2 separate regions of the Homo sapiens genome follow, and region 2 is linked to region 1. The links are chromatin loops, found by intact Hi-C in ENCODE. Cell type or tissue: Calu3. All regions are shown on one strand.

Region 1 (2,500 bases):
TCGTCTAATTCCTGGGCCTTGGATGATGAATACCCACTAGCTGGGGCATGCTTGTCTCATCATGAAGAGAGGTCAACAAAAGCACGTAAGACACTCACATTCCACTGTCCAAAGTGGGTCACAAGGCCAAGCCCCAATCAATGGGGCAAGGAAGTAAATTCTGCCTCCAGGAAAGCACAGCAAGGTTTGGGCAGGAATGAATAATCATGAGCAATAATTCAACCTACTGCAAGAACCGATTGTGCCCTTTCATTTATACATATATCTTATTCGTTCTGTCCCTCCAGAGAACTCTGACTAATACACACTATCTTGGAAACACTGTGGAGCTTTTCTGTGAAATCTCATAAAAATCTCAGCACGATAATTCATACTAGACATAAATCATTTCTAAGTCAGAGAATTTTAGAATATTATATTTTGAGGCCTCAAATAGATTAAAAGAGTTCATTAAATATATTAAAAATCTGTTAAAGATTAAAGGATCTATTATATTGAAAGAATATTATATTTTGAGTACTCAGAGTAAAAAGGTTGAATTGGGGTTTGGGGTCCCAAAGTCCTGCCTGCTGACTGCTTCCTGTCCACCTTCCTGCTCTCCACTTCTTACCACATTTTCTGGCAATCCCTAAAAGGATTCCACAGAGCATAGTTTGAAAATCACCAGTACAGCACTCTCAATGAAGGCTCCACAGAGGGTAAGGGGTGTTAGGTTACAAAAACATGTAAAACATTTTGTGTGGGTTGAACAAAGTTAAGCAGAACTGCAGGAATTCTCAGAAACTTTACTATGTTAATAATGTTCCTTGTGAACCTCCAAGAAGGGGATGTATATCTCAGAATTGCTCAAAATTTTAATGAAACAGTTTAGTGCTTTGAAACACATCTAAGAAAAACCTGCATTAGACAGTGCTTTTTTATTTATAAAATTATATTTAGGGCAGAGGCTCAAGATAGGACAGTTGGCTGAGTTTTTCTCATTTAGTTAGTTAGAAAGACCAGATCAAAATTCAGGTCTTCCGTCCCTCCTCCAGGAGTCTTTGGCCATGTTGTTGAGTTTGTTTCCATGACCTGGACATACTTTGGCAATGACGTAGTCATTCATGGGGTATTTTAACCTTTGAGAACAATAGTCCTGGTCAATGCCTCTGTTAGGATTCAATATGAAGGAAATTGAGTGACCATGAGTAACTAGTTTCACAAACAAAGTGAATGAAGGATTGATTGTATGATCTGAAGCAACTGTTGGAACAAACAGCAACATTAGAAAATACTCAGGAAATTTTTTTTCTCTTCAATGACTTTAAGGCTTCATTCATGAAAGCGATAATGGATGTCGAAATCTGTAATTTTCCACAGTACACAAACTCTGCCTTTTACTTTTCTTTTTTTCACAAGTAAATGATTTCTGTAATCTGTTTAATTTATGTCGTAGGTTACTACTTAAAACGTTTTCTAAGAGTGATGATATATCACTTAGGAGATAAATTTGGGCCCAGTTCTTGCCTAGGACTTCATAGCTGCTACACATTCAAAGGGGAATTAACTACTAATTAAAATATTCATCAATTTTCTGTGTCTCAGGAAAATTCATGGCATCAGTTGGTGGTGGGGGATAAAGTGGAGAAGAGTCTTACTCTTAAATAATTATCTGTGACATGGAAATCCAAAATTTTAAGTGGATTAACATCTTGAAAATGTATTAGTAAATGGAAAATATTCAAAAGAGTAAGAATAGAAGATGAAAGAAGTTGTTTGAAAGAAGTTGTTTCATGTCTGAAAGTATCTGTGAAATACATAAAAAAAAGAGAAAAGAACAGCAAAATGGGTCACAAGAAAGATGAATGCTTTAAAATTTAACTTAGATTGTTTCATAAATATTGAGTAAGTGCAATTTCAGATTTTTCTCCATTGTGCTTGAGGAGTAAGTGTCGGCACCCGCGGCCCATCTGAAATGGCTGCTGCAAAGACACTGTCTGCAGCTGGGGAGGTGGGGCCAGGGCTACGCAGGGCTACACGCTCCGTGGAGCCAGCGGGAGCCAGGAACAGGCAGAAGCCCCACCCCTTCCTAGTTGGAGCGGCGGGAGCCCCTCCCTCCCCGGCGCGGCTGCTGCCACTCAGCTGTGGCTGCGAACCTGGTATTCCTGTGCTCTTGGGGGCCTGGGAAGGCCCCCTGCCCCTGCAAGCTTGGAAATGCCTGCTTCCCCTGCCTGGCTTCTCCCCTTTCTGATTTCAGAGCAAAGTTGAGGCTGAGTGCTGGTGCTGTCATGACTTGGCCGGGTGTGCGCATGCTAGGGGCAGCACTGACATGCCAGTCTCTTGCTTCCTCGGCCCCTTCTGGACTTTGGGTGCAAATGAGCACAAGAGGGAGGCCAGGGGGGACTGAGGGTGGCTTGGTGTGGACCTGCAGGCACCTTGTCACAAACAGCCTGGGTGCTGGTGGCCATAGGTTGAGGGTGGGAGGCAGACAGGCTCCTGGGCAGAAAGGGTCAGGTGCCTG
Region 2 (2,500 bases), 120 kb after region 1:
GAAGCAAAACATACTAATCATTCTGAAAACAATATTGTGCCTCGCGGTATAGAACAGAACAAAGGTAGGAACAGCAAGTGTAGGCAAGACTATAAAGAGGATATCCATGGAAGGTTTATTATTAACACTTATCTTTTGAGATTTTTAGCTTGAGGTCTCCGATCTCTTCACATTGGTACTTTGGGTGCTCTTCTGGGTTGACGGGTAATCCCGTCAGCTTCTCAGGCCTTTATTTGGGTATAGTGAATCCAAGAATCTACTTTAGTGAACTTTACTGCCATAGGAGTAGAAAGTGCAGTGTAAGGTCCCTCCCAGTCTACGCCAGAGAGGGAGAAAAGGAAAAAGTGTTTTCATCAGTACCAGGTCCCCTGGGTTGAACAGAGGTGGCCCTAGTTCATGCGACTGGGCCTCCAACAGTTGTTTCAATTCCTGTTGGAAGTGAGCCAAAGAGGTTATAATGTTTAATTAAGTCGGAGTTCTCTTGGTCTAGCAAGAGATCATTGGTGAGAAACAGCTGTCCATACATCATCTCAAAGGGACTCAAACCTAGCTTTGAAAGGGTGGTGAAGATAGCTTGCCGCCCATTCTGAAAGACAGGGAATGGGGGGTCCTTCAATTCCCTTCCTTCTTTCAGCAATAACCCAGGGTATGAGGGAGAGAGAAAGCAGGCATCTCCTTTCTCTTCTGTCTTTGTATCCCCAAGTCCCAGCAACCTTGGCGGGTGCCACCCGTGCGTGCCAATGTGGCTTGCACCCATGAATCAGGGAGGGCCTAGAGAATAGGAATTATCCACACTCACCTATGCCTCTACCTCCCCTACTATTGACAACCTTCGAGTCCCTGGGCCTCATTTATGCCTTGGAGCCTGACCTCCTTCCATGAAGCAGTGGTTTAATCGGCAGGAATTAGTCCCACCCACTTACACTGTGTCTTTTGCCTGGCTTTGGAGCCCTCAGATCTGGTTTTCCTTTCTAGGGCTTCAATCTGAAGGTTGGAATCTAGTTTGAGACAAAAAGTTATTTCAGGAGCTGCGCGGATTCATTTAGATTAAGTCCTAGATGGGTCTTGCCAAATTTGCAGTTCTCAGCCAGCAGGGGTCGCTCCTCTGTTGCCTCCCAATCATAAGCAGAGTGCTGAGGTGGGAAGGGGATCCTCTCACTTGGAAAAGAAAAGAAAAGAAAAGAAAAGAAAAGAAAAGAAAAGAAAAGAAAAGAAAAGAAAAGAAAAGAAAAGAAAAAAAAAACAGCTTAAAGTGCATAAGGAAGGAGACCGGGGGAAAGACCTTCTTGCTCTATGGAAATGGGTTCCTTTAATCAGTGTATCCCTCACCTGATAAGGACCCCTCAGTCATGGGAGGAAAGGCTTCGCAGGCGCTGGTGTGCTAACATATCTGCAGTTTAACATTGTTAAAGAAGAGATAGGAGCAGTTTGAAGCCGTGAAAGAAGAAAAGATACAAAGATACCACAGCAAAGTCTGAGGGTCTTGGCCGATGCCTGTTAGGGTGGTCGGGGACAGAGTTCAGTCTTGGGACCTTCCAACAACACTGAGGAGTAGCCTCAGCCAGATTCCTTCGGTTCCTCAGCACCATATTCTGGTCCTAGTCAACAGCTAGACCTCTGTGAAGGGAAACAGAGCCACAAAACCAACGTTCCTTTCACCCAAAAGAGAGACATTTCCATATGAGCTCACTTGTCTGACATAACCTGGGTGAGCCAGCAGATGAGACGGGTTAGTTCCCTTGACCCCTTTGTGGGCAGCACCTGGAGTGGCTTATTCCACTCAGCCTGTCGCTGGCCACTCCTTGCGGGAGGGAGTGTGTGAGTGAGCAACTGTAGGAACCAGAGCGAACAAATGCTGGAACTGGCTGGTCACTCCTCTCTGGAGGGAGCAGGCTCTATGCGGGCACTGCAGCAGCAGCATCCAAGCGTCTTACAACCAATGCTCTTTCAGCTCTGCCATCCAGGGACAGCTAAGTGCCAATCAGCTCAGTAGAGGGTCAAGGGGGCAGCCCCTGCCCTCTAGACACCTGGGCTCTTGTCCAGCATCCAGGAAGAATCAGTCACACTCACTGTTGAAAGGTGATGAATGTGGAAGACATCATTGAGCAGTGGCTGGCTCTCAGTGGAAAGAGAGGCTGGAAAAGGGATGGGAAGGTAATCTTTCCCTGAAGCCTGGCTGTCTCTGGCCAGGCTCCTCTGCGAAGACACACTATCTGAGGTTAGCCATGCCTATCTGTAGTCTCCAACACTCAGTTGCTTCTCTGCTTGTCGCTCAGCCACTTGTATTACTCTGCTAGCTGAAGTCTTTAATGAGCACAGGATAGCGGCAGGTTGGGCCAAAAAGGCAATATTTGGGCGGAAAAACGGGATTAGCCGTTTTCACTTAGGGCTGCAGTTCCAGGCTTAAGGGTGAGGTTTGGCTGGAAGCCCAGCCCTTCTGTATCACTAGCCCCCTTTTATTTTTCCTGGAAGATAAGAAACCCAGCTAAAGAAGCTCAGA

The links. A loop is a pair of places that touch in the nucleus more often than their neighbours do. Peaks named below come from ENCODE experiments on the same cell type or tissue, not always from the same donor. Only the 100,000 strongest peaks of a DNase experiment are listed, where the experiment ranks them.
Region 2: it touches region 1 in a loop (2.0-fold over the local background); 2 of 110 quality-filtered maps call a loop at or near these places.

What each region holds. Positions count from the first base shown.
Region 1 is chr7:20,560,316-20,562,815 of GRCh38, reverse strand. No RefSeq gene overlaps it. Among named protein-coding and RNA genes, the nearest start is that of ABCB5, 54 kb to the left of the region's middle. RefSeq lists enhancers at 1,916-2,210, 2,113-2,500. In Calu3, no CTCF peak of the experiment used is centred here; DNase peaks (open chromatin) are centred at 115, 637 and 1,065.
Region 2 is chr7:20,439,503-20,442,002 of GRCh38, reverse strand. No RefSeq gene overlaps it. Among named protein-coding and RNA genes, the nearest start is that of ITGB8-AS1, 110 kb to the right of the region's middle. In Calu3, CTCF peaks have their summits at 913 and 1,115 (motif pointing right); a DNase peak (open chromatin) is centred at 1,102.